Linked DNA regions of Homo sapiens: region 2 is linked to region 1. Evidence: chromatin contacts called from ENCODE Hi-C or POLR2A ChIA-PET data. All regions are on one chromosome and are shown on one strand. The core of a region is the stretch at or near the end of the contact, and the rest is flanking DNA. Distances in the headings are between cores, read along the strand shown.

Region 1 (5,885 bases), core at 1,243-3,742:
GGCCGGGTGCAGTGGCTCACACTTATAATCCCAGCACTTTGGCAGGCCCCGAAGTGGGAGAGGGTGTGGGCTGTCTGTCTGGGTGAGTAGGGCATGGGAGTCATTCATCACTTTCCTGACCTTAGCTGGGGGTCCAGCAGCCTCCCTCACAGCTACTGGGACAGAGCATGTGTCACTGTGGGGCACTTTACACATTTACTCCTTTCTTTATTTGTTGCCTGTTTGAATCTGTGCCATGAGTGCATGGGAGCTCCATGTTCTATAGGGTAGATTATAGGATCCCCACTTGAGGAGCATCACTTGAGGCCAGGAGTTTGAGACCACCCTGAGCTACATGGTGAGATCCAGTCTTTTCAAAAATAAATTTGAATTACCTGGGAGTGGTGGTATGCACCTGTATTCCCAGCTTCTCAGGAGGCTGAGGTGGGAGGATCACTTGAGCCCAGGAGTTTGAAGCTACAGTGAGCTATGATCATGCCACCGCACTCCAGCCTGGGTGACAGAGTGAGACCTTATCTTTTAAAAAAAATTATAACAGGTTAAATAATACAATTAAAAGACTCAATTGAACACATACACATATATCATTCTTTATCTATTCAATAGAATGCATTTTTCCCGTCTGATCATGAGGCATTTTTAACAAAATCAATCCTGTTGGATATTTGTTTCAAAATAATAGAAAGGGTATTAATGAAAAAAGGTTGACCATGAGTTGACAATCATGGAAGCTAGGTGATAAGGACATTAAACTTCATCTAATATTCTCTCCAGTTTTTTTTTTCTTAGAGCTCAATTTCTAGAGAATTCTCTCTACTTTTGTGCATATTTGAATGTTTTCAATATAAAATGCTTTAAAGTGATCAATCATATACTTAGGTACAAATAAAACTTTTGTAAAAACTTTAAAATAGAAGTTTTTTTAATTTTTAATTTTCTTTCTTTCTTTCTTTCTTTCTTTTTTTAAGAGATGGGGTCTTGCCATGTTGCCTGGGCTGGTCTCAAATTCCTGGGCTCAAGTAATACTCCCACCTTAACCTCCCAAAGTCCTGGGGTTACAGGTGAGAGCCACCACACCTGGCCTCAAAAATAGAGATTTAAGTGGGCCATATTCTCTGACCCTAATTCAATAAAATCAGGCACAAAAATGATTCCCCAAATTTTAATTGTATAAAAATTAAGAAACACATTTAAATAACCCCTGGAGAGAAAATCAAAATTAAAATTATCTATAAAACATTAACAAATAATCTTTTCATTTATTCATTTATTCATTATATACCGAGTGCCCACTGTGTGCCTGGGACTGCTCTAGGCACAGGGACAGAGCAGTGAACAAGAGATCCAAGGCCCTGCCCCCGGAGCTCACATTCTTATGACACAGATAGACAAATGAATGAGCGAACATACCACGCAGTGGTACGTGCTCCACAGACAAAGCAGTTGGGAGGGGAAAGTGGAGTGGGGGCTGTGTGTGGGGCTGGCTAACCTAGATCAGGTGGTCAGGGAAGCCCTGCTGGGAAAGGTGACATTTGGGCAGATTTGAATGAGGTGGGGCAGCGAGCCCAGGAAAGAATGGCCTGGCGTGCTCTCAGAGGGGGAGATAGTACCTTGTTTCCAAACCAGTCCCCAAGCCTGGCCAGCTCCTGTGCTCACAAGAATGCTGGCAGCAGGAGCCAGGGGCTACAAAAAACAGCCTGAGAGAAGGGGCTTCCCACGGCAGAGGGTCATGCAGGCTGTAGCTGTGGGTACCCAGACTGATTCTGGCAGTAGGCTGGCCAGCCGCCTAAGAGAGGGTGTAGGCTGTCTATCTGGGTGAGTAGGGCGTGGGAGTCACTCATCACTTTCCTGACCTTAACTGTGGGTCCAGCAGCCTCCCTCACAGCTACTGGGGCAGAGCATGTGTCACTATGGGGCACTTTACACATTTACTCCTTTGTTTGTTACCTGTTTGAATCTGTGTCATCAGGTCATGGGAGCTCCATGTTCTATAGGGTAGATTATACAATCCCCATTTTCCGATGAGGAAGCTCCAGCTCAGAGTTTAGGTAACTCGTCCAAGGTCCTAGAGCCAATGGGGGCAGAGCTTCCTTCCTGCCCTGGTGCATGCCCTCCAGGATGCCTGGCAGGCTGGGCTTTAGAATGGGGTCTACAGAGGCCAGTTTTCATGGCAATGGGGCGGGATGGTGGAGGTGAGCTCCAGTGGTTGGAGTGGCTATTGGCCCCTGTTAGACACCAGGAATCCTTGGGTGGGAGAGGAGATTTGGGTCAGATCCTACTTCACACTCACACTTCATACTTCACACAGGGCAGTAATCTTCCCCTGGAAACAAGGCTGCTCTTGAGGATCACACAAGAACTGGTGAAAGTCCTCCTGCACAAGGGCAAGTCCATTCCAATAGAGGGAGAATTGCATGACAAAAGGGAGGTAGCCAAGTGTTGACAGTCCCAGGCCTCGCTGGCAGCACCTCTGGGCTTCCAAGGGTGACATCATACCTAATGAGTCATCAGAGCCACAGCACCCAGCACTGTCTGACACATAGTAGGTGCTTAATCACTGGTTGCTGTTATGATAATGAAGCCTTAACGTCCTTATGCAGAAATTGAATTGGAAGCTGAATTTCCTTTTGGGCTGAGACCAGGAGAGCTCTCCAGGCCCAGGGCTTGGTAACCAGATGAAATTGGTTCCTAATGGGGGCTCTGTGGAAGCTCAGCAAGTGGCTCTATCAAATTAGCAGGCTCGATGGACACGAGGGAGCAGAACTCTTCCTGAGCCTGGACCCTGCCATCCCTCGTCCCTCTGAAATCAGATTATGGAGATGGCAGGGCCAGGGAGGAAACTGAGCTAACACAATTACCAGCCCCGGCCGGTCCATCTCAGCCTGGGAATAGGGCAGGGAAGAGGAGAGGGCAGAGGGGAAGCCAGAGCTTCCCTCAGGAAATTACAAATCCAAGAAACTGAACAGGATAAGCCTTTCCCTGCCTTGCTGTGGGGCTCCATCCTGGGATTAGTGAGCTAATCTCCCTGCTGTTCTTACAGAGCATCAATTCCTCCTCCCTTGGAGATCAGGGTGGTCATTCCTTTTATAGCTATGACGTCATCAGCCCTGGCTTGAACCTCCCTAGTGAGGGGTGTTTGTTAACCACCGAGACCTTCTATTCCATGACTGATTCAAAAGCAACTGACTGGACTGTAGCCAAGACTGCCACTATCTGGTCTTGGATCTGCCGTCATCTGGATGTTGAACCTTGGGAGGTCTTCAGCCCATTTCCCCATCTGTAAATGAGATTTATGACCCCATGGTAGGCATGTGCTCGTGTTCTCAGCGTCCATCCACCCCTTTCCCACTGTGAAGCAAGCTGCAATCTTCCAGTTGGCTTCTGATTTTAAAGCCCATCAGCCCCACACCACGCCTCTTGCCCTCTTGGCCTCAGGAGTTTGGGCATTGCCCTGGCTGTGGTGGTCCAGGCAGAGCCACCCTTCAGACTTTCCTTTCTGCAGGAAGATTTGCTTGCCCTGTCCCCAGATGAGAATGAGGCAGTGTGTTGCCCTGGCTGATGATGTTGGCTGCCTTAACTCCTCGGAGGAAGCCAGCCTGAGACAAGGCAGATACACATGGAGGGCAGAGCCAAGAGAACTGCAGAGAAAGAGACAGAACTCTGATACATTTTAAGGCCACTCTATCATGGAATGTTTCAGTTATGTTTACAGCAAAAAATCATCATTCTTCCATGTACTTTGAGCTGCATTTTCTGACACTTGCCATCACCCATCTTCTAATAGGCAGAGACTTCTTTTAGGGTTCAGAGTGCTGGGATTCCTGATCAGAGATTGATTTCTTTGTCATTTCTGCTCAGTGACTACAGTCTTAGCCTGTGTGACTCACCACTGGATGCACCCACTGTGTTTCCACAGGAAGGGAGACTAGGAATGTGTTTGAAGAGTTGCCTCATTTCCCACCTATGTCTGTAAGCTAAGAGGAGTAGGAATAGGCTATACAGCAGAAGCCTATCCACAGAGAATGGTGCAAAAGAAGAGAAGAGCAAGTTCCAACAACTCAGTTCAGGGAGCCATACACTCCCTTTCCAGCTGCTGCCAGTTTACGCTGGGTTTCTGTCTCTTGTACCCAAGATAGCTGGCTCAGAAAATCATTTTATTCATCTTCGTTTTCCCAGCACCCAACACTGACTGGCACATAGTAGAATTCCAGTTAAGATGAAGACTTTACTTCCCATTATCTGGACCCTTCTACCAATTTCCCCAAACTCAATATTACATTGGTGTTTTTAGTTGTCTGTTTGGAGGAGCAGATTAGGTTTTGGAAAGGTAGCTTCAGCAAATACCTACCAGGTGTCATCTATGAGTTAGGTACACTGCTAGGTGAGTTCATGTATATTACTTCATTTACTATCCCGAACTGCTCCAGTTAATTTTATGCCCACTTTCCAGAGAGAGGAACTGAGGCTCAGAGAAGTTAGGTGGAATTTTAAAGTCACTCAGCTAGCCAGGTTCAGTGGTATATGCCTATAGTCCCAAAAACTTGGGAGGCTGGGGTAGGAGGATCACTTTAGTCCAGGAGTTCAAAGCTATAGTAAGCCATGATCACATCGGTTAATAGCCACTGCACTCCAGCCTGGGCAACATAGCAAGACTCTGTCTCAAAAATAAAGTCACAGCTGGTACTGGCAAAATCAGAAAGGAAACAAATACCTTCTTATACTCACACTGCTGATAACAAACTTATGTTCAGTTAACAGAATACCAAAGGCCCTGAATGTCCCTTCCAACTTCCATTGTGAGAAAAGCCTCCAACACAGTCTGGCCATGAGTGTCTTTAGGGAGAGGAGGAAGTGGTCTGGTAGCTGGTAGCTATGGAGTTAGCCAGTCAGTCCACCCCTGGAGTCAGCTTTGAGTCCATTTCAGGGAGCCCTTGGCCAGTGCTGGTGTTCAAGCCTGAAGGACCAGAGGCAAGTGTGCATCATTTGAGGGCAATGGCCATGGGCAGGGTTAAGGTAGGTGAAACCCAGTTCCCATATGAAACCAGAAGCACAAAGAGGAATTACCCAAGGGCAACTCACGTGAGCATCCTATCTCATTCTTCTCGGTTTTTCTTTTTAGACATCTTAATTTATTTTTTTAAATAGAGAAGGGATCTCACTATGTTGCTCAGGTTGGTCTCAAACTCAAGCCCAAGAGGCATGATTCTCCCGCCTTAGCCTCCTGAGTGATGGGGGTAACAGGCACACACCACTGCAGCCAACTTTAAGTATCTTTACTGAAATATAATTTATAATTTATATACCATAAAATTTACTCATCTAAAGTGTACAATTCAATGGTTTTTAATTTATTTACTAAGTAGTTGTTACAATGATGCTACAATCTAAATTGAAAACATTTTCATCACCCCAAAAGAGAACCCCCTATATTAGTAGTCACTCCCAAGTTCCCCCTGAACTCCTCCTCTTACCCTTGGCAAAGCTAGTCTACTTTCTGTCTCTATAGATTTGCCTATTCTGGACATTTCATATGAATGGAATCATATGTGTCCTTTTGTGACTGGCTTCTTTGTCTTGGCATAATGTTTTCTTTTTCTTTTCTTTTTTTTTTTTGAGACAGAGTCTTGCTCTGTTGCCAGGCTGGAGTGCGGTGGCATGATCTCCGCTCACTGCAACCTCCGCCTCCTGGGTTCAAGCGATTCTCCTGTCTCAGCCTTCCAAGTAGCTGGGATTACAGGTGCCCACCACCATGCCTGGCTAACTTTTTTGTATTTTTAGTAGAGACAGGGTTTCACCATGTTGATCACGTTGTTTCGAACTCCTGACCTCAAGTGATCCTTGTGGCTCAGCCTCCCAAAGTGCTAGGATTACAGACATGAGCCACC
Region 2 (5,885 bases), core at 2,357-4,856, 42 kb after region 1:
AAAGGGGCAAATTAGACAGTTCTCCAAAGAAATATACAAATGGCTAGTAAGTATAGGAAAAGATGCTCAACATCACTAATAATTAGAAAAATGCAAATCAAAACCACAATGAAATACTATTTCACACCCATTAGGATGACTATTACCAAAAAAAAAAAAAATTGACAAGTATTGGCAAGGATGTGGAGAAAGTGAGAACCCTTGTGCATTGCTGGTGGGAATGACTAACGAACGGTGCAACTGCTGTGGAAAACAATATGGCAATTCTTCAACAAGTTAAACATAGAACTACCACATGATGCAGCAATTACAATCCTAGGTATATATCCAAGAATTGAAAGCACGGACTCTAAGAGATATCTGTATACCCATTTTCATAGCAGCATTATTCACAATAGCCAAAAGGTGGAAACAACCCAAGGGTCTACTGATAGATGAATGGATAAACAAAATGTGGTAATACATACAATGGAATATTATTCAGCCTTTAAAAGGAATGAAATTCTGACACATGCTACAACATGGATAAACCGTGACGTTATACTAAATGAAATAAGGCAGAAACAAAAAGACAGATATTGTATGACTCCATTTATATGAGGCACTTAGAGTAATAAAATTCACAGAAACAGCAAGTGGTTGCCAGGAGCTAAGAGGAGGGAGAATGAAGAGTTAGCGTTTGTTGGGGAGTTTCAGTCTGGGATGATGAAGAAGTTCTGAAGGTAGATAGTGGTGATGGCTGCACAGCAATGTGATTGTACTTAATGCCACTGAACTGTGTATTTTTAAATGGTTAAAATGGTAAATCTCATGTTATGTATATTTTACCACAATTAAAAAAAAATTTTAATGCAGAACGTAAAAACTAGGAGCTTCCCAGAGATCTTTCACGTAAGGCCAAGTATCCTGAACTTCCTTACTGCCAGCTGATATCTTTGAGCAGGAAGCCATCACCAACATAGCCATGAATTAGTGCCTGGGCATAAGCAGTGGTCTCTTATGTGGCAGCTCCAAACTGCTTGATCTCAAAAAGGACACTGTGCCAGATCTACTCTAATGTGAACTCATAAAAGTATTGTCTAACATTGTCTAATAGCAACGAGAGAGTAATTTTGAGAGTTCATTTATTTCCAGTGATTAACGTGTTTTACTTTAAGGTGAGGTCAGCATTACTTCGTCCTGTCTTTTGCCCCCATCTGCTCATTTCCCTGAAAAAGAAAGGCCTACTGTTTTCCTTTTGTGTGTGTGTATGTGACAGCGTCTTGCTGTGTTGCCCATGCTAGAGTGCAGTGGCACGATTATGGCTCACTGCAGTCTCGACCTCCTGGGCTCCAGTGATCCTCCTGCTTCAGCCTCCCCAGGAGATGGAACACAGGCATGCACCACGACATGTAGCTTATTTATTTATTTATTTATTTATTTATTTATTTATTTGACAGGGTCTTGCTCTGTCACCCAGGCTGGAGTGCAGTGGCACAATCATTGCTCACTGCAGCCTCGACCTCCTGGGCTCAAATGATTGCCCTGCCTTAGCCTCCCAAGTAGCTGGGACTACAGGCAGGCACCACCACACCCAGCTAATTTTTTATAGTGACAGGGGTCTCACTTCCATTGCCCAGGCTGGTCTCAAACTTCTGGGCTCAAGGGATCCTCCTGCCTCAGCCTCCCAATGTGTTGGGATTATAGGAATAGGCTACACGCCTAGCCAGGTCTAGAGTTTTCTAAAGAAAATGTCATACTTGAAAATGACATCGAACATCCCCAAAAAGTGTAAGTCCAACATACACACAACCTCCTGCCTAACATAAATTACTAAATACTGTGCAATCATTTAAAATCAATTTCCTAGCCTTCAAAACACTTGTAGGAACATGAGAAAAAAGGCAAAGACAGGTGGGTTTAAAGATGAAGAAAATGCTATCTATAGGGATTAGGTAATCAGGGCACAGTGGAAAAAGCAGTGGGCTCAGTTTCTTTATCTGCAAAATGAGAGAACTGGACTGGTGGCTCTGTAAGGCTCATTTAATTCTAAGATTCTATGATTACACTGTGAAGGAATGTTGGAGGCTGGATTAGACCTGAAAAGTCCCTAAGCTGCCAGCCCAAGTGATTTGATAAGTCACTCCACAAACATGCTCAAGACAAGGAAACTCATAAGGCCAGTCTTGTTAAACTTTAATTTAAAAGTTTCCTAAACTACAACAACAACAAAGAAAAAACAACATGATTTTAAAAATGGGCCAAGGACTTGAACAGACATTTCTCCAAAGAAGTAGAACATGGCCATATACAAATGGCCACTAAGCACACAAAAAGATGTTCAACATCACTGATCATTAGGGAAATGCAAATCAAAACAATGAGATACCACCTCATACCCATCAGAATGGTTACTATGAAAAACAAAACAAAGACCCAGAAAATAGTTCCCCCAAAAATTAAAGATAGAATTATCATATGATCCAGCAATTCCAATTCTGGGTATATATCCAAAAGCACTGAAAACAAGATCAGAGATACTTGCAACCTATGTTCATAACAGCACTGTTTATAATGGCCAAGAGGTGGAATCAATCCCCTATGTGTCCATCAACATCATTCAGCCTTAACAAGGAAGGAAATTCTGACACATGCTACAACATGGATCAACTCTGAGGACATCACATCATGCTAACTGAAATAAGCCAGTCACAAAAAGACAAATACTATATGATCCTACTAGAGTAGTCATGAAAATTCAGACACGAAGTAGAATGGTGGTTGCCAGGGCCTAGTGGCAGGGGAAATGGGGAGTTGATGTTTAGTGGGCAGAGAGTTTCAGTTTGAGATGAAGAAGAAGTTCTAGAGATGGATAGTGGTGATGGTTACACAACAATGTAAATGTACATATATATTTAATGTACACTTTTTTTTTTGAGACAGAGTTTCTGCCGCCCAGGCTGGAGTGCAGTGGTGCAATCTCGGCTCACTGCAACCTCCACCTCCAGGATTCAAGCAATTTTCATGCCTCAGCCTCCCCAGCAGCTGGGACTACAGGCGGGCACCACCATTTCCTGTTACGTTACACGTTTAAAAGAGGCTATCAACTTCATGTGGAATTCCTGCTACCCTGCCCCCCATACCACTGCAAACTAAACAAACAAAAAGTAATATTTAAGAAGAGTGAGCCCAGTGGTCTTATCAGGGGTTTTACTATTTCATCGTGAAGCATCAGTGCTTTCCTATTTGTTCGGCTATTCATCAGGGCAAAGCCATGAGAAGGGAAAACAGGATTCTCAGACAGAATGCTGACTCAGAAGACTGCCTTAGAAGGAAGAAAACTCTCCCAGAGTTAAGGCCTGTTGGGTTTAATATGACAGCTCCTAAAATATGCAGAAAATGCATAGAATGTACAGGCTTCCTCTTAGGGATAAAGGCAACTCCTGATCTCTCTTCCTCTTGGAACTCTTCTTCCACCCACCATAAGAGAACAGCTAGGGATGATTTTTAGGGAGGGCGTCTTGCCTCGCTGCCATCTAGTAAGGGCATTTAAGTGTTCACACACTCTGGAATCACAAAACTGTCCTGCAGAATTCATTATGGCATTTCACGGTTGTCTGCTGGATGCCTTCTAGCATTAAAAGTTGGCTGCCTGGGATACTGCTGACTATAAGGACAGAAATAAAAGTGAGGTCATTCCTTTATTCATTAAACAAATATTTATTGAATGTCTAATATGTGTTAGGCATTGTTCCAGGGAAGGGAAGGCAGAGTTGATCAAAAGAGACCCTGTTCCTGTCCCATGAAGCTTACATTCCATTAATGGGAAGAGGAAAATATTACAGACATATATAATGTGGGTAGAGCAAAAAAAAGTTAAACAAAAAATAACATATATATATATAATGTGTCCAGTGGTGACAAATATTACAGAGGAAAATTAAACAGCAGGTTAGCGCATATAGGGAGTGCTGGGGGTTGGGGTGTTAGTTTCCGTTTTACAGAGGGTGGTCACAGAAGGCCTCTTTGATAAAATGGTATTTTGAATAGAGCCCTGAAGGAAATGAGGCAGCAAGTTATGTGGATATCTGGGAGAAGAGTATTCCAGGAGAGCAGACAGAGTTCTGGCTATTTTAAAATATAAGGTAGCCATTAAGAGCTCTTTTGTCTTTTTTTTAAGCTTTGTGGAAATAAAGATTATTTCAAGTGAGCTGAGTACAGAGATACATTTACTATCATAAGAGCAGCTAGAAAGATTCCTGTCTTCTAAAGCTATGCTGAAAGGATCATCCCCTCCTGGACTCAGGCTGGTTGGGGCCACTGAGTGGGGCGCTGCTGATGGTTAGTGCTTAAGAGGACCACCAGGACACTGCAGGTCTAGGCGGGCCATCTTACAAATATTTGCTGTGGGATACAAGGAAATATAAGCAAGAAAACAAAGACCAAACAGTGCCAGTGGCACTGTTTCACTACCAAAGGAAACAAACCCAAAGTACTTCATCGTATTAAAACTTAAGAAACACAGTAATTATTTCAATTAACCAGAAAACTGAACTTCACCTCAAGTAGTGAAATTGGAGGCACAGGTTTTTCTCTCTGTCTTTTCTTTTATCTTGATGATCTAATTTCAAATAGTACCTGCTCATTCTCACCCAGGAAATCTGGTGTTTGGGGTCTGAAGCTGACCTGGAGCAAAATGCTTCTGGCCTAGATAACAGAAAGGCTCAACAGCAGATACTCCTATATAAATAGGCAAGCTATAGAAACATAGTAGAAAAATTGGTTACCCAAAATTCCTATGTTTCATATTTTTTATTTCCTTTTATGATGTATGACTTCACAACCAACGTTCATATTTAATACACTACTGTGAAAAAAACTAAAAATTACTATTCAACTTTAGAAAGGCAAAAACTAAATAAAGTGATATGAAGTTTGTGGCCAAATGGGGACATGAATATGAAAAATTCATTGCCTTCTCTAAGTTATTTTTTTTAACGTCATTCTAAACATGACGAGGGGGAAACCACAGATTAAAAACTCACTTCATGTTCTGCTTTAGTACTAAAAAAAGGCAATAACAAATGTAAGAGGAAAAAATAAATAATAAGATTTAAAAGAATATAAGAAAAAATAAAAAACAAAAAAAATGAAACTCACTTCGCACAGCCTTTTATCTTATACTCTATTGAGAAGAACAGGGCGGGGCTCCAAGAGGAAGAAAGAATACTTCATTCTTTCTAGATAAATACTTCATTATCTAGGCAATAAAGTCCCCATTTCCCAAAACACCCTGAGTTGAGGGGGAGGTAGGAGATCCATAGACTACAATTAGATCAGCGTGGAAGATATATTTAATTTTTGTTTGGTTTTGTGGGTAAGGTGGGAAATATCAATGCTAAAATGAACATGAGTTGTGTGGACACACATTATCCATAATCTTTCCCAGCTGGCTACAAAGGTTAAAAGTTGGCCACATTCTGATTCACCTCACTTTTCATTCATTCTGTGGTCCAAGAGGGCAAGCTATTTACTGATCTGAATGTTTACTGATCTAGACATTTTAAGTAGGGTTAACCTGAGGCCAGTGCATGGTGGTGTTTCATCCAATCCACTGTCAGTGTGGAGATACTAACTTGCTCGAGCATAGGAAGAGATCAACAACTCTCTCTCAATAGATTTCAGGAAGGAACCACCATCATGACCACCACCAAGAACAACACTGAAAAAGATTACTGACTGGTATTTGTCACTGTCTCACTGACCCAAATGTCCTCTGTCAATCCATTGACCTTTATAGAAAATGTGTGTGTGTGTGTATGTGTGTGTTTGTGGTGCGTGCTTACACAGGATTTGATCTTCTCCAACATCTGTTGATGAAGAAGGAAACATATCAATCAGTTACT

The links. Hi-C counts contacts between places; a loop is a spot of excess contacts on that map. ChIA-PET counts read pairs that join two places held with the same protein, here RNA polymerase II (POLR2A). Pooled maps may share reads with other maps.
Region 2: a map of endothelial cell of umbilical vein shows a loop between it and region 1 (7-fold over the local background). The contact joins two enhancer-like sites. A Hi-C loop is called at or near these places in 9 of 168 maps with a recorded cell type or tissue (aorta, ascending aorta, astrocyte of the cerebellum and 5 more) and 6 of 50 pooled maps. POLR2A ChIA-PET finds 5 or more read pairs at or near these places in 2 of 52 experiments (AG04450 and endothelial cell of umbilical vein).

Annotation. Positions count from the first base shown.
Region 1 is chr14:69,035,543-69,041,427 of GRCh38, forward strand. No RefSeq gene overlaps it. Among named protein-coding and RNA genes, the nearest start is that of ACTN1-DT, 59 kb to the left of the region's middle. RefSeq lists enhancers at 1,855-2,551, 2,552-3,249. Within about 2 kb of position 2,493, at least 7 of the 41 ENCODE cell types and tissues checked have a DNase peak (open chromatin) inside an H3K27ac peak, as active enhancers do; they include ascending aorta and endothelial cell of umbilical vein, where a contact is called at or near this core.
Region 2 is chr14:69,075,970-69,081,854 of GRCh38, forward strand. All of the region lies in intron 6 of DCAF5 (DDB1 and CUL4 associated factor 5), which reads right to left. Among named protein-coding and RNA genes, the nearest start is that of DCAF5, 74 kb to the right of the region's middle. Within about 2 kb of position 3,607, at least 8 of the 41 ENCODE cell types and tissues checked have a DNase peak (open chromatin) inside an H3K27ac peak, as active enhancers do; they include ascending aorta and endothelial cell of umbilical vein, where a contact is called at or near this core.